2 separate regions of the Homo sapiens genome follow, and region 1 is linked to region 2. Evidence: chromatin loops called from intact Hi-C (ENCODE). Cell type or tissue: heart right ventricle. All regions are shown on one strand. Each heading gives the region's core, and the rest is flanking DNA. Links, peaks and the distances in the headings are about the cores only.

Region 1 (12,523 bases), core at 1,445-9,444, 410 kb before region 2:
GAAGAAAATTTAAAAAATTATTTAAATAAATGATAGTAGAAATACAACACAGCAAAACTTATGGGATATAGCAAAAGCAGTATTAAGGGGAAAGTTTATAGCAATAAATGCCTATATCATACAAACAGAAAGATTTCAAAGAACCTACTAATGCATCTCAAATAACTAAAACAGCAAGAACAATTCATACCCAAAATTAGTAGAAGGAAAGAAATAATAAGTATCAGAGCAAAAAGAAATAAAATTGAAACTAAAAAAAATTACAAATGATTAACAAAATGAGAAGCTTGCCTTTTGAAAAGATAAACAAAATCAAGAAACCATTAGCTAGACTAACCAAGAAAAAGAGAGAGAAGACCCAAATAAATACAATCTGAAACAAAAAAAGGAGACACTACAGTGGTTACCATGGAAAGAATCTGAAGGTCTAGCTAGAGCAATCAGGAAAGAGAAATAAATAAAAGGCACTCAAATTGGAAAAGAGGAATTCAAACTATCTCTGTTTGCTGATGACATGATCTTATATCTAGAAAACCCTGAAGTCTCCTCCAAAAGACTTCTAGATTTGATAAATGAATTCAGTAAAGTCTCAGGTTACAAAATCAATGTACACAAATCAGTAATACTGCTATACACCAATAACAACCAAACTGAGAATCAAATCAAGAACTCAATCCCATTTACAATAGTCACAACAAGAATAAAATACCTAGGAATACACTTACCCAAGGAGGTGAAAGATCTCTACAAGGAGAACTCCAAAATACTGATCAAAGAAATCATAGATGACACAAACAAATGGAAACACAGACCAAGCTTATAATATATTGGAAGAATCAATATTGTGAAAATGACCATATCATCCACAGCAATCTATAATCAATGTACTTCCTATCAAACTACCAATATAATTTTTCACAGAATTAGAAAAAACAATTCTAAAATTCATATGGAACCAAAAAAGAGTCTGATTAGCCAAAGCAAATATAAGCAAAAAGAACAAATCTGAAGGCATCACATTATCTGACTTCAAATTATACTATAAGGCTATCATAATCAAAACAGTATGCTACTGGTATAAAAGTAGACACATAGGCCAATGGAAAAGAATAGAGAACCCAGAAATGAAGCCAAATGCATACAACCAACTGATCTTTGACAAAGCAGACCAAAACATATGCTGGGGAAAGGACATCATATTCAATAAACGGTGCTGAGAAAATTGGATAGCCACATGTAGAATGATGAAACTGGATCCTTATCTCTCATCATATACAAAAATTAACTCAAGCTAGATTAGAGACTTTAACACCCGAAGCCATAAAAATTCTAGAAGAAAACCTAGGAAAAACTCTTCTGGATATTGGCCTAGGCAAAGGATTTATGACTAAGGTCAAAAGCAAATGTGACAAAATAAATAAATCCATAAATGGAAACTAATTAGACTAAAATACTTCTGCACAGCAAAAGAAACTATTAACAGATTAAACAGACAACTTACAAAATAGGAGAAAACATTTGCAAACTATGCATCTGACAAAGGACTAATATCCAGAATCTACAAGGAACTCAAATAAATCAACAATAGAAAAATAAATAATTCCACTAAAAAGTGGGCAAGTGACATGAGCAGACATTTCTCAAAAGCAGATATACAAATAACCAACAAATATATGAGAAAATGCTCAACATCTCTAATAATCAGGGATATGAAAAATTAAAACCTCAATAATATACCATCTTACCCCAGCCAGGGGACCATTTTTTTTTTTTTTTTTTACTTTAAGTTCTAGGGTACATGTGCACAGCATGCAGGTTTGTTACATAGGTATACATGTGCCATGTTGGTTTGCTGCACCCATTGACTCATCATTTACATTAGGTATTTCTAATGCTATCCCTCCCCCAGCACCCCACTCCCCAACAGGCCCTGGTGTGTGATGTTCCCCTTCCTGTGTCAACAGAGTGAAGATGCAACCTACAGAATGGGAGAAAATATTTGCAAACTATTTATCTGACAAGGGATTAATACCTAAGAGGTTGATAAAGATTATCCTCAATGTCTACGGCCTCTATTGGGCTTTCTTCCTCTCTAGAATTTCCCTGCACTTACCAGGGGCCTTGTGACAACCCCTCCTTGACAACCCCACCCCCAAGTATGCTACTTATTGGGTTCTTCCTGGAGACACTTCTCATATCTCTTGGCCTTTATCAAAATGTGCCTGTCCTGTGCCCACTTTTCTTAGTTATCTATGTTCCTAACACCTGTTAATGGGTTTTAGAAATATATTTTAATATCTAAATTTCTATTGTGCATAGAAAGGATTGTTATACTTACTTGTGTTGTAAATAACATGTAACTTGTTAAAAGTTTAATTTTAAACTTTTAAAAAATATAGCCTTTACTATTTAAATTATTTAAACTCTTAGAACTGATAAATTCAGTAAAGCTGCAAGATACAAAATCAACATACAAAAATTAGTAGTGTTTCTATACACCAACAATAAACTAGCAAGAAATCAAGAAAGCAATCTCATTTGCAAAAAATCTTATTAAATTTATAAAATCAAACTAGTAAATGCTATACAAAAATACGAACAAAGTTATCACTGATTCTTTAATGAATATTGAATTAATTTGTAAATACAAATTGATTTACCTTAGATAATCAACACAACTTATATACTTCAGACATTCCCTAGGATATTTTAAGTTAAACAGGAAAAAATACAGTTCTCTCAAACTCTTCAAAAGACAGAATGACAAATCTAACAAGGAAGATTTTCTGAGGTTCTTAGGAAACCTCTATGTCTTTAATAAATCAGACATGAAAAATCAATAAATCAAATTCTCTTAACTTGTTAGTTCTCAGACCTTCTGGTCTCAGGATTATTTTAACTCTTAAAAAGCATAGAGAATCTCAAAGAGTATTTGTGTTTGTGTGTTTTTTTCTGTTGACATTTACTGTATTAAAATTAAAACACAAATTTAAAATTTTTATTTATATGCTTAACATGAAATGAAATTTTAATTTAAAAAAACTATATTTTCAAACACAAAATGTGTGAGAAGAGTAGCATTGTTTTATACTCTTGTAAATATTTTTAAGACTAGAGTTCTGCAGCTACAGGCCAAGGACACCAAGGAATGCCGGCAACCACTAGGAGCTGGAAGAGGTAAGGAAAGGTTTTTATCTAGAGCCTTTGGAATGAATGTGGCCCTGCAGACACCTTGGTTTTAGACTCCTGGCCGCCAGAACTATGAGAGAATAATTGTGTTATTTTAAGCCACCAAGTTTCTGATAATTTGTTACTGCAGCTTCAGGAAGGCCTCTAACATATGGTGTTTTATTGGGATAAACTCTTATCCGTAATAGTATGCCTCTTTAAAAACAGGATCCTATTTTCAGAATTATATATATCTGTCGCCATCAAAGCTATATTTAGGAGGTATAATCTCATGACTCAAGTGATTTTCTTGATATGGATAACAAATCTCTCATAATGGTCTAATATTTAATCAAGCTTGAATGCACATTGTAAATTTTATATCTTCTATCTCTGCAAATATTTCAAGGTGGTAATGACATTTTTTCCAAATGAACTGTCAGGTTTTTGATCAGGTTTCATCTCACTTATTTGTAAAGTCTACTCATATTTCCTGCCGACATCAATCCCCTCCTTCCTAATGGCCTGTCGTTTTTCAGTGTCTGAACTATGCATTTTGGCACATCAATCAAACTTGCTTCTGCTTTGTATAACATAGTACAGGTTAGTCATGACTGGGTAATAATAGCTACCATTTATAAAGCACATAGTATTTATGTATGCTTAATATATGTCATTTGTAAATCCTTTAGCTATAGCAATATAGCTATCTGTATTTATTTATATATCCCTATTTATATATATATCTATATAAAAATATATATGATATAATATATCTCTCTATATAGGATATAGCTCCAGATATATAAATATATATTTCTGTATATTATAGATATATCTATAATCTGGACTTTACATATATAAATATATACCTATATATTTATATTATGTATTATATAAAGATATATCTATATATTTATATTATGTATTATATATAAATATATATCTATATATTTGTATTATATATTATATAAATATATATCTATAGTTATATATTATATTAAATATATAACTATAGATATATATTCTATAAATATATAACTATAGATATATATTCTATAATATAACTATAGATTTATATTATATATAATATAAATCTATAGATATATATTTATAGAATATATATCTATAGTTATATATTCTATAAATATATAACTATAGATATATATTCTATAATATAACTATAGATTATATATTATATATAATATATACCTATATTTATATTAATATTATATATTATATAAATATGTATCTATATATTTATATTATATATGATATATACATATATATCTATATTACATATATAAAATATATCTCTATAGATATATAAAAATATATTTACATTACATATATTATATATATTTATATTACATATATAAAATATATATCTATAGATAATATATGTATATTACATACATTATATATGTATAATACATATATAATATAAAATATATATCTATAAATACATAAATATATTTATATTACATATATACATGGTATCTATAGATATATAAATATATATTATATATTATAAATATAGATCTACATTTTATACTGTATCTGTATAAAATATATCTGTATTTTATAAATAAGGAAGCTGACATTCAGATAAGTTAACTGACAGCAAATATAGGGCAGAATCATAATTGAAATTTACTGTCTCTTTGACGTCAAAGTCGCAAGCCTTTCTACCAGGCTATTCTGCTTCCTCAGAAATTTCTGCAAGTCAGCAATTTGAAATCTGAACAGAGAAACCAAACCTCCCATATGTTTATTTAACCTACCTGTACAACAACATATGCAGCCATAGATAAATGTCCACATATGAATTCCAACTTAACTTATGTTGAAAATATTCTCCCCAGTTGGGGCAGCAGAGTTTGGGAACTTAAGCTCCCGATCTCTGGAAACCAAGTGAGTTCTTCTTGGCAGGATTTCTTGGTAGGATCTCTGATGAGGTAGGGGCTTAAGGTCTTGAAAGAGATCCCAAGGGTTTGGGGAGCAAACTGCTTTGGAGGGGCACTTCACCATCTTTGGCTGGATTAGACCCTGGGCTCCAGAGTCTCTTCCTTCTGCCTGCTACTTCACGGAGAGTTTTGAGGAGCAGTGATTTTGTTTGCAGGCTTTCATTTCCACTGCAATTAATAGTTGATTCCGACGGGGGGTTCTTTCCTCTGGCCTACTGCTGAGTAGAATAAAATCTACTCTTTTAAAATCTACAGCTTTTCCCAAATAATTGATATAGGCATGGAACTCTTTAAGCATGTTTAGTGATTTTTAACCATAAGCAGTTATGGGGAAATACAGGGCAGAAATAGGAAAAAAGTAAAAACTTCTAAGAAGTCTCCCTAAAGCAGCTGCCGTTGATGTTTATTGGATGCTCACTCTCTTATCTTTCCCTTGCTACAAATTCATCTCTACTCTTAGGAGCTCCAATCTTCTCCTCTTTTTCTTCTAGAATTTGGGGCTCAAGTCTCACTTTCTTCTAAAAAAAGCTCCAGCCCACGTCTTCTCTTCTCAATTGCCGTCTCCTAGCTCTTGAACCTCATCCTTTTTATTTTGGAGTTTTTTGATTAGCCTCTTGGGGGCAGCAATCTCTCAGTTCTGAGTGACATTTTCCTGGACAGATGATGTTAAACTTCAAGTGAATCAGCGGCAGCTAATTTGTTTTGTCTTGTCTAGTGGAGTTTGTTGTGATGTCACTGTTTTAATTCTATGCTTCAATCCACTAACTGAAATAGTAAACCTGTGAATCAAAGTCAGATGTCTTCGTAAATTAACAAAGAACGAATTTGCATGTTCAATGAAAGGAGCAGTTGATAAATTGGCTCACAGCTTAATTTAGCTCATTTTCATTTTTCTGAAAATCTATAGAGTAAAATTCAGTTTTTTCATGAAATCACCCAAATAATTGGATTGTTAACTGTCTTATGTGTTTATTTCTATACCAGACTGTAACCTCCATGAGGCCAAAGGGAATAAGTTATTTTTTCATTTGTTTTTTAACTAGCCCAATGCTCATGAATGCATAGGTAATTAGTAATGTGAAAGCTACTGGCTTGAATTTAGTTCTTGTTTGTTTGTTTGTTTGTTAGTTTTAGAAACAGGGTCTTGTTACGTTGCCCAGGCTGGTCTCGTACTCCTGGCCCCAAGCAGTCTTCCCGCCTCAACTTCCCAAAATGCTGGGATTACAGGCGTGAGCCACTGTGCCCTGCCTCAATTCTTTTAATGAATATTTAAGTGTCTCTTTCAGGGCAAGCATAATGCCAGATAATTGGGACGCGAAGATAAATAAGATATAATCCCTTTATTCTCAAAGACCTCACATGTCTTATTTATTTTTGTGCCCTAAATCTTTATGCATTGATTTGAATCAGTAATAAGGACACGTGATTCCAAATTAGAATGATAGCTTCTACTTATGTCTCCATCCAGCCCGCACTCCCAGTCCAATCAATCCCCATTTGGTATCATCTTCACTAATTCCCCGTGTATCATTTTAGGGTTTCTTTTTGCAGACAGAGTGTACGCTCACGTGTGCGTGCGCACACACACACACACATTTTCCTTTCTTGCTTGCTTTCTTTCTTTTTCCTTCCTTCCTTCCTTCTTTTTCTTTCTCTCTCTCTCTCTTTCTTTCTTCTTTCTCTTTCTTTCTTTCTTTTCTTTCTTTCTCTCTTTCTTTCTTTCTCAAAAGTTAACAGGTAAACCATCCCTGACCTTTTTTTTTTCACTTAATGTATTACAAAGATCTTTTAATATCTGTACACAGAAAGTATTCCTATTCTGTTTTTAATGGCTGCGTAATATTCCATTGTGTGAATGATTGTTTAACCCAAGATTTCTCACCCTCAGTTCTAGTGAGAATTAAGGCTAGATAATTTTTGTCGTGGAGGTTGTCCTGTGCAATATAGGATGCTTAGCAGGATCCCTGGCCTTTACCCACTAGATGCCGTAAGTTTCCCTCTCTCCAGTTGTGACAACCAAAAATAAATCACTCCTGGTTGAAAATCCCTGGTTTAAACAATCCTCTAATGAGGAACATTTTTGTTGCTATCAAATTTTTATCATCACAAGCTATGCAGTAATGAGTAATCTTGTAACATGTTATTTTGCACATGTGCAAGGATATTTGTAGAATAAATTACTAGCTATGGGATTTCTTGGTTAAAGTGAAAGTACATTTTTAATTTTGGAAACATTGCAAAATTTCCCCCATAGAGATTGTGTCATGTTGTATTCCCATCAACAACGTATGAGATGCAATCACCTTTCTATGTGATAACTGAAAACCTAAAGAAACATGTATGAATGATGTATGCCAAAAGGTCATTGCACCCCTTCTGGTAAAGAAATCTGTGTTTGCACTAAGGAAGGTTGAATGACATGCAAATTCCATATTTTTGTACAGGTATCCTTCTGCCTAGACTTACACTATCAACCTATTTAGTGAGAGGCCAATAACAATTTTGAGGCTTTGCCTTCCAGGGATGAATGGGGGGCTTTGTGACTGGCTTTGACCAAGAAGCTATAATTTCTAGGCTCATAGTCTTTAAACAGAATAAAAAGAAACCTGACTTCCTTCCATTTAGGTACCAAGTGGATGTGCAATAGATTCCCTGCAGAAGCTGAACTCTAAGCTCAGTAGGAAGGATGTTTCTCCCTACCTTCAACAAAAGTGAGCAGGCAGTACCTCCAGGATGTTCAAACAATTGATGTTTTCCGCCTGTAAACAGAAGGCCTGGAGCAAAGCTCAATATTTAATAAGGAATAAAAGGGTCTAAGGAAACTATGACTAGTTTCTTTCTTTTGGTGTTCTGACATTTCCATCTTATTGAGATCCAAGGCCTAAAATATAGCAATATGTAGTCAAAGGAGGAGGAGTACATCTAATTGGGCAGATCCCAAAACACTATGTGAAATACAGCATAGAGATACAAGAATGAACACAGTTCTAGGGGAACACAAACAATGGATCAAAAGAGCCTGGGGAAGTGATGAGGGAGAAGGGGAGAAAGGCCCTCTAGGCAGAAGGAATGGTATCTTCAGCCACAAGAATCAAGACTGGTGCACTCAGACACTGAAAAAGGCTCACAGAGAGAGGTGGGCAATGATCGGCAGCAGTCTTAACAGTCTTTTTTTTTTTTTTTTTTTTGAGACAGAGACAGGGTCTCGTGGTCTCCCTCTGTTGCCCAGGCTGGAGTGCAGTGGCACAATCTTGGCTGACTGCCTCCCGTGCTCAGGCGATTCTCATGCCTCAGCCTCCCAAGTAGCTGGGACTATAGATACGTGCCACCATGCCTGGCTAATTTTTGTAATTTTAGTAGAGACAGGGTTTCACCATGTTACCTGCTGGTCTCAAACTCCTGAGCTCAAGTAATCTGTCCACCTCGGCCTCCCAAAGTGCTGGGATTACAGGCGTGAGCCACCATGCCCAGCCCGGAACAATCTTCTATGACAAAGAAGAGGGTCAGGATTTGATGATGTAGGAAACATGGAGCTAATAAGAGTTTGTTAGCATGACAGTGGGGCAGAATAGAGTTCGGTCTGTGTGCAAGACAAAGACAGTGGCTCACTGTCTTTGGAAGAAACTCACCTGAGTGGGAAGAAACTTGTGGCCTGGACTTAGTCGTTGCAATGGTCCAGCAGAGAGAAGACGGGCAGTGGGCTTAAGCCCAGATGAGAGACCAGGGCAGAATCCTCATGGGAGAGGTTTCTCCTCACTCAGCAGGCTCCTTCCATACTACTTCTCCAATCTGAGGCTAGAACATAAGTTGGATCATATCACTTCTCACCTCAGACCCCTCTGGTGGCTCCCATCTCATTATGAGAAAAGACCTAACTGATTAAAATTACAACAGGGCCCTATATGATCTGCTAGACCGAGACCCTAGAGGGAAACAGAAGCTTTCCAGGAAAGAGGGCATGTGCACAGGCTTGACTTCTTCCACTCCCACCGGCTTCTCTCCCTTTCCATCTCAGTTACAGAGGTCTGGGAAGCACCAGGATAGCTGGTTTCTGGACCAGTCAGGACAGAAGTTCAGGACAGAGCTTGTTGGGAGGAACAGGGGATTGGGAATTCAATGTGTGTAAATAGTTTCCATCCTAGTGTTTAATGTAAGTGGTAGTGATGAATTAGCAAATGGGGAAAAAAAGCAAATTAATTCTGATTCTCTAATAGTTGAGCTCCTTGGCATGCTGTTGTAACTAATAAAATATATTTTATTCAGACTTTGATTGCCACGAAGTCACAAATATGTGTATATTTATTTGCAGTAAGCTTCTTACCCAGTTTTCTTTTGTGTTTATCTTCTTTCATTCTCTATGTTTGTGACCTTTTATCTTGGATTGTCTTATTGTGGTGGGATGAATAATGGCCTGCAATGATGTCCACATAATCACCTGGGACCTGTGAATGTTACAGGGAAAAGGGACTTTGCAGATGTACTTGAGTTAAGGATCTTGAGATGGAGGATTGTCCTGGATTTTCTTGGTGGGCCCAGTGTAATCACAAGGTTGTTATGAAACAAAGGAAGGAGACATGAGAGTCAGAAAGAAGGCGATGCAATCATGGAAGCAGATTGGAATAAGGTGCTTTGATGGCAGAAGGGGCCATGAGCCCAGAAATGCAGGCAGCCTCTAGAGGCTGGAAACACAAGAAAATGAATTGTCTTCTCAGAGCCTCTAGGAGGAATCAGCCCTGTGACGCTGTGACATTGGCCCAGTGGAACTGACTTCTTCCTTCTGGTCTGTGTTATTTTAAACCAATAAGTTAGTGGTGATCTATTATAGTAGCAATAGAGAACTAGCAACCTATTGACAGCTTTTTTTTTTTTTTTTTAATACAATGATCTACCTAAGAGGTATAGTCTAGTGATCAAAAACATGGTCTTGGGAGACAGGCTCCTGGCTCTACCACTCACTATCTGTGTAGACTTAGCCAGGCTATTAAACCCGTCAAGTGCCATTTTCTTTTTTTTTTTTTTTTTTTGAGACGGAGTCTGGCTCTGTCGCCCAGGCTGGAGTGTAGTGGCACCATCTCGGCTCACTGCAAGCTCCGCCTCCCAGGTTCACGCTATTCTCCTGTCTCAGCCTCCCGAGTAGCTGGGACTACAGGCGCCCGCCACCAAGCCCGGCTAATTTTTTTTGGATTATTAGTAGAGACGGGGTTTCACTGTGTTAGCCAGGATGGTCTCGATCTCCTGACCTCGTGATCTGCCTGCCTCGGCCTCCCAAAGTGCTGGGATTACAGGCGTGAGCCACCATGCCCGGCTGTGCCATCTTCTTCATCTATAAAATGGCATATTGATTTATACCCTACAGAGATTTGTGCAGATTGTACTTTGACACTTGTGAAAATGCTATACCCAATATCTAGTGTGGAGTAGGCCTTCAAAAAACTCAAAATACAAGCACTGGAGGAGTAGCTAAGTATATTAAGTTGCCTTCATCCAGTCTGCTGTGCATTGAAAATAGGGTTCAATTTATTAAAATTCCATTTTGATTCATGTTCTCAGGGACCCAAATAACCTATGTTTTCAAACTATTTTATAGTTTCTTCTTTCCTTCTTTCATTAACTATGAAAACCAAACATTTTTAATTTTTGGATCAATAGAGAAGTTACAACTTATTTTGGGGAAGTTGTTGCCTCCCTAACATGTCATTTTTAATGGCTTAAGATAGTACTCTCACTTGCAATGTCCCTTACCTAAAAAACAGAAACATTTAATGGAGCACAGTAGTTTAAACACAGCTTAAATGACACCTTAATGATTTCTTTATGTCTTAAGGATCCTTTCAGCTTCAAGTAACAGAAATCCCAATTCAGATAATACAGAAATATGTAATCTCACCGTCACAGGACTTCTGAGACAAGGTAGCTTTCAGGGTTTGGTTCAGTGGCTTAACAAAGATATTGTTGAGCCCTTTCTTTCTATCTGCTCTGACCTCTTCGATGCTGGCTTCATCCCCAGGCTGGTGGCATGATGTTGCTGCAGGCCGTCCCTCATGTCCCCCAGAGGTCAGAATCCTGAGCCAATGGCTGGCAAGGAAAATGAGATTATACTAAAGACAAGGGCGGAGTCAGCTTTCCCTGTGACCACTGTAGCTGGGGAAGAAAGGTACACACTTTGCGGATGTATTCCGGAGGAAGAGTGGGAGAATGAATGCTGGCTCAGCAACCATGATCTTTGGAGAGTTCTTCCGTTTTATCATTTTTCTAATGGGATCCCTCTGTGGAAACTGCTTCAAGGTTTTCTCAGGAAATATTTCTACTTGAACACTTATAAATGGTTAAGCACAACTTCTGAAATCAAATTTTTAATTTCCTAGTGTTTTTAAATTTAAAGAGACACACGTTCTTTTCTAAAATTCAAGCAAATTCTTTTGGTTGAGATATACTATAGAAAGTTCATGTGAGAGGATGATTTAAGAATAACTAATAGCTTATTGAGGGAATATTTTATCACTGTAGTTATACAGCACTGATGGTCATTGCATAAAATAACTCCACTATTCAATAAAAAAGTAAAATTTTCTTTGTGCAACTGGGAAGTGGCATGGCAGTGATACACACACACACTCTATATATGTGTATGCACATATGTGTATGTATATACTATATATAGAGAATATATATATGTATGTGTGTATGTATATACATCACTATGGTTTCATTACAATGACAATAAGTCTCTGTTCTCATGTTGATAAAATATCATTTACTCTCTTCTAAAACTCTCATATGATTGACAAGTTTTAGCTTTTTACTTTGTGGATTTTTCCTCCTATTTCTTCTGGTTCTATTTGACTCCATCCCAAGGGTTGCTCTCTTTGGACCATATTCTAGGTCTGTTATGGTCCTTTTTGCTTTATTTATTGTAAAAAGAGACTAAGGAAATATAGTTATCTATATTTCACTCAGAAAAATAATGTTACAATGTCAAGAAATATTGAAGGGAATTGAAGAATGTAAAATAAAACCATATTTTGGGATCTTGTTTCACTTAACTTTGTTAGCAGCCTCAAATTATTCTCTATTTTTCCATGGAGGGATTCTTTAATCACAATAATTGAGATTTTCCATTTCCAGGGCAATTTAAAGTGTTTGTGAAGGTTTCACATTGACTCATTATTATTAACCTCAGGGGGCACAGAAATGTAAAGAAACAATGTGTAAGTGGAGAAGGCTCTTTAAAACTGCAGAGACAAACGTATGAGAATATCAGCTATTTCAAAAATAAGGTGTTTAAAATAAACAGCCTTGGGAGATTCATAAAGACAGTAGCTTGACACACAACAAAGCTGACTCTGGCAGGCTTTAAATATTGCTGGGACAAAATCAACATGTTTGAA
Region 2 (12,523 bases), core at 3,014-11,013:
CAGTCAAGTGGAAAGTCTCCTTTCAAACAAATGTCACATCTAATCTCCTTTATGAGCATTTTCCACCTACCTGACTCTTCCATGAGGTTGCACTTTGAGTCTTTGTATTAATGTTTTCCAAGGTGTACTCTGTGTATATCAGGTCGGAGATGGGCTCTAAGATGTCGTGTGTCCTTGCATGAGTGTGATGTCAGGGTCTTCAGTCTCTGTCTCTCTCTCACAGTACTGTGTGTAGTTGTATAATAAAGGCTTTAAGAAGTGCTATGGTACAGAAGCCTGTTGACTTATTTTATCTTATCCTTCCTTAAACTTACTTAACCTTTCTTTTTTTAAGTAACACCTGTTTGCAGTCAAAGAACCTAGTGTTTCTTAGAATTCGCCATAAGAGAGGCCATTTTATATCAATGAGTGTTCCAAACATTTATTTATAATTATTTTAATAAATATAAAAAGCAATTATAGTTATTTTAAAATAATGATATTATTTTAATTATTCATATTACTTTAATTAATGACATGCTGCCTTAGATATTTCTGTTTTGACCCATGCAGGTAAAGCACTTAGCATATAGCTTAACACATAGTAAGTACTAGATAAATGTGGGCTATTACTAATAAAAAGTTGCAGTTTTCTATGTCTCCCTGACAAATGTATGCATATCCTAATATGTATAAAAGTGTGTTTGTGTGTATACATGTGCGGCACTGCAGCACACATTGTATATTCCAGGTACGCGCTGGTCAGTGATCACAAAGAGGCTCACCATCTATCTCCCAATTTAGAATCCAGTCCAGATAACCAATGAGTGTGGATTTTTTTCAAATAATGGAATGTATTAAATTAAATTAATTAATTATTTTTTTGAGACTGAGTCTCGCCCTGTTGCCCAGGCTGGAGTGCAGTGGTGCGATCTCGGCTCACTGCAACGTCCACCTCCTGGGTTCAAGCTCCTGAGTAGCTGGGACTACAGTTGCATGCCGCCATGCATGGCTAATTTTTTGTATTTTGGTAGAGACGGGGTTTCACCCTGTTGCCCAGGCTGGTCGCGAGCTACTGAGCTCAGGCAATCTGCCTGGCTAGACCTCCCAAAGTGCTGGCATTACAGGTGTGAGCCACTGCGCCTGGCCATCGAATGTATTTTATACAGAGTAAATTGAACCTCAGGAAACTTTGGCTTAAAACTCTATTCCTAACACAAACTTGATCCCTCACTCTATATGATGTGATGATTTTTTCATTTTTTAAAAGGGCAATATTGAACCAAATTATAAGACAATTAAAATATATAGTAAGAAAGTATCATTTTAAAAAATCAGGCTCAAAAATTCTTGTATATAATCAATACAACAATTAAAGTGATTTTATAATTATTTCTGCAAAAAATAATTCTGAGTGCTCAATCAGTTTCTTAGTTTGGAGTTTCAAAATGACTTTTTTTCCCCCCAAGTTACATTGAATTTAAATATAAGATAAGATTTTAGAGAGTAACTGCACAGAAGATAAATGAGCTTCTCATGTAGGATGAAACTTTCATTTTCGATGCAGGGACCGTTGACACATTATCTCTTATAGCCTTGGAGGCTCTATGCTTGGCAAAACATTTTAATTCAGATTTATTAAAAAAAGATTTTGCTAAAAAATTACATACCTTCCAGGTATGGGAAATTGCTACATTTTGGACATTTGCCAAATTTTGAAGAGTAATTATTACTTATGTGTGTGTGCATAAGAAGTTCTCTAAATGCATGGCCTGGCATACAGAATAAACTAAAACCTGCACAGTTTTTCCCTATTGAGATTAAACAAAAGAACCATTTTTGGCATGCAAAACCTTCCTATGAGACAAACTTGAGATCACTGACAGGAAGGTAAATTAACTCAAGTTCAGCTTTTTTAGTCCTTTCAGCCCCTTTTCTACCACTCCCCTTTTAGTGAAGCAGGCAGACCATCCACCTCCTCCCCAAGGACTCTGGGCTTCTGTGCTGAAATATTTGCATTTCAAAGGTCTAAATAGGTAGTACCAGAAAGTGGCATTTTGATGACATTTTTGACATGTACAAGAGAGATGGCTTTTAAAAGTTGTCCTTTTAGTAATCTTTTGTATCTCTGCACTGTCACAATATTTAACACATGACAATGAAATATGTTTGTCTGCCTTCCTTGTGTCACATAAGCTCTTGGAAAGTAGGCATGCTTTATTCATCTGTGCATTGCATTCTCCACCAGTGTCAGGCATATGGAAATGCTGAATAAATGGCCTGCACTATGAACACATACACCTGCATATTCAGAAGGCCTGGACTGCCTTCGTAACAAGCCCATGAATCTTACCTGGTCAAATTCAGGACAGAATCAATTTGGACAAAGAGTTCAGAAAACCAGAATTTGAATCCTATCAATTGCTTCCAGGCTCCCTGGGTCAGTCACTTCAGTCTGATTCTCACTTTCCCCATCTGCTAGCAAAGGGTCTTGACTAGACACAAGTAAGGTTCTTTCTATAAATATTTTCAATAAATATTTTTCCAAGGGTGGCCTAAAATAATTCAACAAAATACTTTATAACCACTAAATTGTACCATAATATATTCTGTGGGGCTACTAGTGGATGCTATTTATTTATTAAAAGAGCTTCCATCAATGAGCATCACTGATAACTCTTTTGATGTCATAATATAGGCTGCCAGCCACTGGCAGAAGCTAAAATGGAACCAAGGATTGATCACTAAGTTTCTATCAGCACTTCAGACTTTATTCTTTTCCCTCATGGGCCCTGTTATTTTATGTGATGTCTTCCCTGTGTTTCATACAATTCGTTCTCATTAGTGGTCTTCATGAATGTGTCTGATTACCAGGGCTGGTTGGAAAAAATGTATATTTTTATCGTTTGAAACTCATGCTTTTTCTTGGTTTAATTAAACACAGGCAGTTTTTTGGAGGATTTTTATATTATCTAAGTATCATGATGTAGTTGAAAGAGTGGTGGCCTAGATGTTAAGAGATTCAGAATTGAGTTCTGTTGCTGACACTAAATACCTGTACTAGTGTAAATTTCTTTATCTCATTGGGCTTCCATTTTCCCACTTACAAAGACCATGGAAAAGAGTGTCTTCTAGCTACGGTATTTATTACTCTGTAATATTGTTATAAAGGCAGCTTCAAAAGTATTGGTTGAACGAATTAGGAAAGTAATGACATATTGCTGTATTTAAGTTCTCTTGCACATGTCAAACATAAAAAGGGGCCACTTTTATTTCTGTAAACCCATGAGCTAATGACATTGTCATGCTATACTAATGCTTACCTTAAAATGAATGTGACTTTGTTGCTCATCCCACAAAATAATTTGTCAGCCACCAAAATCAACACTGACCTTCATCAGCTAGTGACTTCTTCAAGGTCCTACCAAGAGCCACTAGCATCAATCTAAGGTAACATGTACTGCGTGTAAATTACATGTTACACTGAGAAGGGTAAAATAGAACAAAACTTTTTTTCCCCAACTGACACTGATAGTCATTGTGAAGTGACTTTGTACAAGCAACCAGGAAGAGTTTTATGAATCACAAGAACAAGGCTTGCAGAATATAAAAGTTCCTGGGTAATTGTCCTCAGTAATTTGCTTTGCTTATCAGAGTGCTAATAGGTTGGATCTGCTCTTCTCTGATATACTCACTGTTTTCTCCTAATGCACAATCTTTGGAGCTTAAGTAGAATGCTATTGAAAAATAAATAGGAATGATTTTGCAAGGATGTAGTCTGGTTTGTTTCTTTCATAGTAAATGGATTTCATATCTCTTGCACTCAAATAAAATAATGTTTATATACTTCTCTAAATACTCTCTCTCCCTGTAGGAGGATTTCTGTGCTAAATGCATAAAGATAACCAATGCACTGGTTAATTTTATTAATCTACTGATATTTCCTAAGGTGGTTTGGGGGCCTAACATAGCTGTTGGGGAAAAGGCATATATATCACTTTTGCTATTGCTATGCAGCATAACAACTACAGTGATTTTGCAATATAAAGACTATCATTAACAGGTGTAACTGGTACACTGAAGGAAAGTGCATATTTAAAATAGGCATGGATTATATGATTTAACATAAGTCAGTACGAGAAACCAGAAAACCCAGCTAAAATGTTCTTAAATATAAATTAAAAGCCTGGAGGAAGGGAAATTCTAGTGTTGGTTAATTCAGCAGCATAATGACATTCATCTAGGTTCTGTTTTTTCCATCTTACCACTCTGCCACCATGGGTATGTTGGCTTCAGCCCTATGGGTGCAAGACAGCTTTAGCAGATCCAGACGTCACCCAACAATGCCCAAAACACCCTCCTTTTCTAGTAGAACTTATATAGTTCATTGGCTAGAATTGAGTCTCATGCCGATTTCTAAATCAATCATTGCCAAAAAAACCCAATTGCCATGATTGTCATAACTTAATTAGAAATCACATAGAAGTGCTAAGGAGGGCTCAACCTCCTCCAAATGGAGGATTCATATGCCTACCCACAATACTTTGAACAACATCGAGGTTCTGTTAAAATTGAAGAAAGAAAATAATAACTGTTGGCAACCCAAATCACCCATCACATTAGTCAGATAGCATAACAAAATCCAGGGATGTTTATTTAGGGATTTATTTTTCAAATATTACGGAAGAATTACCTGGTAGTCTTTATATATTCATTTTGCTTAAAAATAAATATATAAGTGGGCAGATAAATAGAAACGTATTCATTTTTAAAATGATTTACCTTTTCTGATTTAGATCATAGTTTTAGAATCTGTTGCATTTGTGTTTATGTGATGTTCTTTTAGATGAAAATTATTTGAAATACATGTACTTTTGATGACTTAAGCTTTGTGTTGCATGGCATCAAGCTCCTGTCAGTCTTCTCTTGGACTCTGGGATCAATGCAATTCAAGAATATTGCAAGGAAAACTGTTCAATTACCATTCACAATTATTTGAATGATTCATGATTTTTCCAATTCTCTACAACTCAGATGTACTACATAAATAAGCTAGGAGAATGACAGAAGGACTATAATTATTTCAAAGTTTTGTGTAAATATGGACTCTATTCTCTTTTATTTATATATAACTATCATATATAACACACTTATATTAAATCAATAATTTACTTTATAAATAGCTATCATATACTATAATACATTTAATATAAATTTGATGTAAATGTATATATGATAGCTATTTATAAAGTAAATCATTGATTTTACTGTAATCATTTTTATGTACTTCCATTTATTTCTTTTGGATAAGCAGTTCAGTGTAAAAATCCTGATCTAATCAAAAGTTTTTGAAGGAAAATCATGGAGAAGATGGAAGCAGTAGAACTGTTCAGAGATTAGGTTGTAACATATGCTTGGTGTGGATTTTTAAAAATTTTTTAATCTTACTATGCATGGCGGGCCAGATACAGTAGCTCATGCCATAGATATATATTAGCCAGGTACAGTGGTGTGCACTTGTATTTCCAGCTACTCAGTAGGCTGAGGTGGGAGGACCACTGGAGCCCAGGAGGTTAAGGCTATAGTGAGCTATAATTGCACCACTGCATTCCAGCCGGGGCAACAGAGAGAAACCCTGTCTCTAAAATAAGTAAAATAATATGCGTGCTGTGTCATATTTTGGCTTTAAAATTTGAGGGCATTTCTCATGATAATCTGGACCACTTCTACTTTGTAGGAAACTGTATAATAATATTGGTAACTTAGAGGACCTAAGTGATTCTATGGAATCTGTAAACTCAAATGCTCAAGGTGTGACAGCCAAGAGAGAGGAGGTACAAACATCCCCCAGGCTCTGGAAGATCCACTCCACCAAAAGGAAGCAACGGTTTTAATTTGTGTATTTCTTTATATATGTATTTTAGATAGAGGTCTGAAACATAGTGTCTTCGGGGTTAAATTAATTTTGAAGTCAATTTGACTCTATCAAGTCAGTAGAAACATGGGTTAAAGCTTGAATAACTGATTCTCAAATCCAGAAATTACTGGGCAGATATAAACTTCCTTTGATTTCTACTCAATAGGTCAATTTCTTAGACTATTAATGCACAAGACGAAAAACAAGTGTGTATTTTTTTCCCCTCAGGGAGAATGAATTGGCAATATTTTAGTAGAGGGTCATAATTAGTTTCAAAATGTTCACCATACCCCTCAGTTTTACTCTTGAAGGCTTTGTTGGTGTTAATTAGGAAGTTTTATATGTACTAATACATATTTGCATTTAATATATTACATAAGCACATAGCATGCATAAACACACACACATTTTTTTTTAAATCTGAGTAGAAGGGTTAATAGTTATTTTGCCACCTGGAAGCAGTTTGTGGCCCACCTAACCCCCCATACTTGTGAAAACCATTAATAATCAAGAAATTCTAGAGGACAAAGCATTTGAAAGTATTTTGTAGAGGAAACTCTACCCTCTGGCTCAGATTGAGACGTGCTGTTTCTTAAAAAGGATTCTTATTGCTACATGCATGACCATCACTGGGAGGATAAGTGGGTATCTGTGTCATAATTGCCATTTTCTGTGGATTCAGCCATGTATGGGGATAAACCATGGTGGAATCTCAAGTTGGCATCAGGAGGAAAATGACAAAACCTGAAGCAGGAAAGGAAACAGGATTGGACTAGAGCAAAATGTTTATAGAAGGTGCAGAAGGTGTGTAGATTTTAGTAGAGCATTTTTTAAAAAGAGAATAAAAGCGTATGTTGTTTTTAAAGGAAACATTGGAAGGGACTAAGCTGAGTGATTGAATGAACATCTATTAACTCCTTGTTTATAACATTCAAAATTTGTGTTTTAGAGAAATTTTAATAAAGTGAAGACAAGCTACATTTTGATACATTCTTGATGCTACTGTGAATTAGTGATGGGAAACATCAAGGTGTGAAAGGTATGGAAGCTACCAACTCATCACTTTTATCCAATTTGCGACAGCATTTTCACTTTCCTCATCATGCCATTCACCTTGCTACCCTTTCTACCTTAGAGGCATCTCAGCAAGCTTTGAACTTTGTTTTGGCTTTATTTCCAATACAATCATTGGCTCTCACAAGGCCCTTTTCCAGCAAAATAATAATAACCCTGAAAACAAATCAAGGAAGTTATCAAAACCTAGTCATAGTTATTAGTACTTGTCAGACATCCAGGGTGACAAGATTAGGGACTGTTTGCTTATTCTGGAGAAGTTGGGTTTTTTCCTTTTCCATTTTTTTTTTTAAGGAGTAAAACAGCTGTTGCAGATGGAGGTATTCTGCGAGCATGACTCAAGCACAGTATTGTGTGAAAATGCAACCAAATCATATCCTATTTTTACCACAGTGCTACATTTGTTAAGAAAAGATGCAATATATATCTAATATTTGCAAGATTTGGGATCAGTTTTGTGAACTGTATTGTGCTTGATGATTTAGGAGAAAATCACTCCAAAGATTGTAAGTGTGGTGTAGACAAATATGAATACTTTTGCTAATTTGTGGCATTTTGCCATGTTGCTGTAGCAGTATTTTTATGTGCTAGTCTATTTCTTGGTAGCCATTTAATTTTTATTATTTGTGTCTAAAATCTTATGAACCATTGATATTTCTTATTTCCCTCATGCATGTGTACTTTATTTTTGAGAGAAAGAGGGAAGAGAACAAAATGGTACACGGTGAAGTATGAGTATGTTTTGATTTTTCTTCTCAGATTTAAAGAAAACATGCATATCTACATATCTTAACTCAGTCACCGTTCCAAAATATGGAATTTTGTCATTTTCAAAACCTTTTCCCAGAAAACAGCCTTATTTGTGCCCTCTAGTGGTAGATGCATAAATTTATGCAGTAAGTCAGAGAAAGCTGCCTCTTTTTTTCTTTCGGTACATTATGATTCAGCATCCAAATAACTAAATAGTGTTAACTCATACCTATACTTAAAGAAAAATCCTATGTAATTGAGCTTAATATGTTTTCCAAATGCATCACAATTATGTATTGGAGAAATAACCCTAGCAGTTATCTAGCTAGAGAAACTTCTGAAATTACAATAGTATAACTCCTCATGATTTTCAGGTTCCTTTTGTCCAGCAAAATGCTGTTATTCTTTGAGAAAAAGTAAGTACATTTTCCACAAATGCATTTTCTCGTCTTGAAATCTGTTTTAAAAACTCTTCTAAATTGCTGCATTCGTTCATAAACTGTTTCTTGTTTTTGTACTGATAAGTATCACTAGAAAGCTACATGAAAGAGAAAACTGTCTTGTTTAACGTAGCAGTAACTGACCCTCATAGAAAAGGCCCAGATAGAAATGGCTCTTGAACTCATGGCTCCACTGAACATCTACTGGGTGTACAACCAGTTCTGTTTCGTGTCTCTGAAACAGTCACTGCCTTCATTCAACACGTCCATTTTCCTGGGTGACCAAAGTTGATTGGGCCAGGAATAGACTCCCTGTCCAAACCAAGCCAACTAGAATCCTCCCCTGGGATTTCTGAAACTAGTGCTGATAAAGAGAGTAGGTCTATTTCTAGTAGAGGAAGCCCTACAATATATTTTCTGAAAAACTATTGGTAGCCATGTTTACTGTCAAATGTTGGTGGTGAGTTAAGAATGGGAAAGAAAATTTTGGTGGCATTAATGCCTCTGGTTTCTGTTGTGAGGATGCAGCTGTCTGCTCTTCCTATAACCCCACTTTTCTTTTTTTGGTCATTTAATTCATCCTTGGATTTGGTAACACAATACATTCTTAGTATGCTTAGGTTAATTTGGGTTTGAGTTTAGTTTCTATCACTTTTTGCCGAAGTAATACGACAATACAACAAGGCATGTTGTCAGTTTCTATTCTTGAATTTTCTCATAACCCAGTTTATAGATTGAGTACTGGGGGCAGAGTTTCTGCTAAAGGGTCAGGGAGTCTCCTCAAAAAATTGTGACCTCTTTCATATTCATCTTGAGGTTTTATTAAGTTCAGGTTCTGCTACTTTATCCCTATTTAGAGGTATCAGCTGTCTTTCTTTAAATACCTTGGATTTTCCTATTTTCTCACTCCCCTTATCAGCATAGGTAATGATAAATCACATGCACACTGGACTTCCTTCATAGCAGTCTGTTACCTTTTACAGGTAGTTTTCAGCCTTTTATCTCTAAAATAATGGAATGATACACTTTGTTTCTTTTTGAAGTAAAAGTTGGGGAGAAAAATATGAAAATCCCTGGGTGGCTTAGGCACACATTTCTTTTGCATCTGAAATGATCCAACATCAAACATTGTGCCTAGTACACAGAAAGCACTGAGTCTGTTTTGGTTAAATATAATAGCAAAATTAGTTAACATTATTGAGTATCTGCTATATACCAGATACTGTATTGGGTAGTCATTTTATTTATGTCTAGTACAAGTTTTAACTTTTACAACTTTTTTGAACAACTTTTCAAAGACCCCATTATTATCCCCATTATAAATGAGCACAGATGGAGGGCTTGCCCAAGGCCACACAACTAATAAGATTCTCCAAATCTTACTACTCTGTCACCATTTTCCACCAAAGCACCAAACACGGATGACTTACTGCTGTAAGGGGGGGGGGGGGTCTTGAAGAGTTTGACCTAAAGCTGCCACCATAAACTTGATGTTACACGAAGGCTTGTACGTAATGACATTTATGTGATATTTTCAATCCACTGTGTTTCATGCAAAACAATTACATGACAATGAAAATATCTGGTATATCAGGCACCCCTGGAAGGCATGCCGTTCCTGCCCTGGCTTGGTTTGTAGCAGGCTGGCAGGGGAGGGGTTGAGTGGGTGAATTTGTTCCCATAGCTCTCCAGCCTGCAGCATCAAGCTGCTGAAAGCTGCTGAAAGCTTCTTGGGATAGAAACATCTTGGTCTTTCCTCGTTTCTTCACATAACTGACTACTCTTTGATTTTCTCACTCCTCTGCCCAGTGCCCTCTGATTCTAGGAATTAAGAGCCTATTCTAAGTCCCTCTCCTTCCATCCTTAACTAGCATTATCTCTTCCATGCCATCCCCCCCTCCACAGCAGTCATCCGTGGAGCATTGCTCATAGGACATATGAGGCGATGAATGGGGACACATTCTTTGGATTAATAATAATATTATCATTAGCTAATCTCTTTTGCTAAGCATTTTACATATTTTATCATTAATCATTATACTAATCCTGCAAGATATATGTTATTTTCCATTTCTCTATTTTTTTTTTCTTTCTTGAGATAGGGTCTCACTCTACCACCCAGGCTGGAGTGCAGTAGCATGATTTTGCCTCACTGTAACCTCTGCCTCCTGGGTTCGAGTGATTTTTGTGCCTCAGCCTCCCGATTAACTGGGATTACAGGCACGTGCTACCACGCCTGGCTAGTGGTATTTTCTATTTCATAGATGAGAAAACTGAGACTCAGATGAGTTATGAGCTTTCAAACTCTTCCGAGCTCCAATGTGGAAGACCCAAGATTCACACTCAGATCTGTTGATCACAGGGATTATACTATCTTGACAAGGGCAACCATCTCTGCCTTCAAAAAAGACCACAGGGATGTTGGAATACATTGTTTACATGGAACTTGTAGCAAGACCATCAAAGGGAATTTTACATATTAGGCAATACAAACCACTTTTGCTTTAAAATGTGCATAGTGATAAATAAAAAGTACACAGTACTCAGAAAACTCATAGCTTTTACATTTGATCATAGATCCCAAAGCAATTATAAAGTAAGAACTGAAACACTAAAACACGGTTTTACTGTATGAAAACAATACCAGTTGTGATCAGTTATGTAAGCTGCTAACAATTTGTGAACAACTCCCATGTTGCACAATAACTTTGCTTCACTTAATGGCACATTTATTGCTAGAAATGAGCACCCTTTAATTTGCCCAGCTCCTTCTGTTCAGGAGGAAGTACCTGGTGTCCTCTCCTCTGTCCTGTTCAGGACACTGAGGGCCTCCTCGGTGGCTGAGGCATTGGATGGACTGACACCTCACCACACTGCCTCTCCCTGTGGGCCACTCCTGTGTTGCCACTCTGGCCTTGGATGGCAGGATCCAGCTCTGCACTGTTTTCCATGTTTCCCAGGCAACTTGTTCTGGACTGTCATAGAAATTGTACTATTGTGTTATTGTCTTAGGGCCATAAGTTAGATCACATCCTTCAAGTGGGTAAGGCTTTGTCTGAAAAGAATGATGGTCTCATTGCCAATCAATGAAAAGGATGAGCCTGTTCAGGACACTGAGGGCCTCCTCGGTGGCTGAGGCATTGGATGGACTGACACCTCACCACACTGCCTCTCCCTGTGGGCCACTCCTGTGTTGCCACTCTGGCCTTGGATGGCAGGATCCAGCTCTGCACTGTTTTCCATGTTTCCCAGGCAACTTGTTCTGGACTGTCATAGAAATTGTACTATTGTGTTATTGTCTTAGGGCCATAAGTTAGATCACATCCTTCAAGTGGGTAAGGCTTTGTCTGAAAAGAATGATGGTCTCATTGCCAATCAATGAAAAGGATGAGTCCCGAGATAAAACATGGTGACACAGGAGGTGGGCCTCAGGCCAGGGCGATGGAGGAGAAAAGTACTCAGCCTAGGACTGGGATTTCAGCTGGGACGGTCCACTTTCCCTCACAAGGACTTCTCAGAACTTCAGTGTCTGAGGCCACCTGAAATCCCAGTCCTAGGCTGAGCGCTTTTCTCCTCCATCACCCTGGACTGAGGCCCACCTCCTGTGTCACCATGTTTTATCTCAAGGCTCATCCTTTTCATTGATTGGCAATGAGACCATCATTCTTTTCAGACAAAGCCTTACCCACTTGAAGGATGTGATCTAACTTATGGCCCTAAAAGACAATAACACAATAGTACAAGATCTATAAATTTCACAAGGTTTGTGTTATCAGACTTGAAGGGTACTGATGTGTCATGACTACAATTCATTCAAACAAAGACATTTTGAGAGTAAAATGAGGAGTTATTAATTATTATGCCTGGAAAGTAAACAAGAACTAGGATGTATGTTTCACCTACAAATTCAAGGTGTTGACAGTCCAGAACAAGTTCCTTGGGTTGCACCAAGCTTAAGTCCATTTCTTTGTAGGGATTCCTCATCTAAGTTTAAAAATTACCAGAGTCCAGACTTATTTGGGACACATCAGGCATATGACCAAACAACTTGGTTGCATATATTTTATTATGGAATAATCTACAGCCTGGACAACTATGTGTAGTTTCGAGATACTTTTGCTCAAGTAATTTTATTTGCTTGTCCGGAGTATATCTCTATGAGATAAGTTTGCAGTTAGTTGTGCAAAGTCAATAAACACTATTTAGTCATAAATTTTGGCTTTTAATCCTTGTCAGTTATCTTGTTTTGGTTGCCAAGAGGGATAGATGTCTGAAATGAGGTTGCTTCAGCATGAATATATTGTGATCACTGGAAAAACAAAAGTTGGGATTTTTATAGAGTGCCCAATAGACAGTGCTGAAG

The links. A loop is a pair of places that touch in the nucleus more often than their neighbours do. Peaks named below come from ENCODE experiments on the same cell type or tissue, not always from the same donor. Only the 100,000 strongest peaks of a DNase experiment are listed, where the experiment ranks them.
Region 1: a loop joins it to region 2, with 7 times the contacts of the local background. A loop is called at or near these places in 30 of 110 quality-filtered maps.

Annotation. Positions count from the first base shown.
Region 1 is chr13:102,549,378-102,561,900 of GRCh38, reverse strand. No RefSeq gene overlaps it. Among named protein-coding and RNA genes, the nearest start is that of TPP2, 41 kb to the left of the region's middle. In heart right ventricle, for the core only: a CTCF peak has its summit at 5,766 (motif pointing right); no DNase peak of the experiment used is centred there.
Region 2 is chr13:102,137,132-102,149,654 of GRCh38, reverse strand. It overlaps a transcript of FGF14 not described here. Among named protein-coding and RNA genes, the nearest start is that of MIR4705, 97 kb to the right of the region's middle. In heart right ventricle, for the core only: CTCF peaks have their summits at 7,626 and 7,826 (motif pointing left); no DNase peak of the experiment used is centred there; H3K27ac peaks cover 411 bases.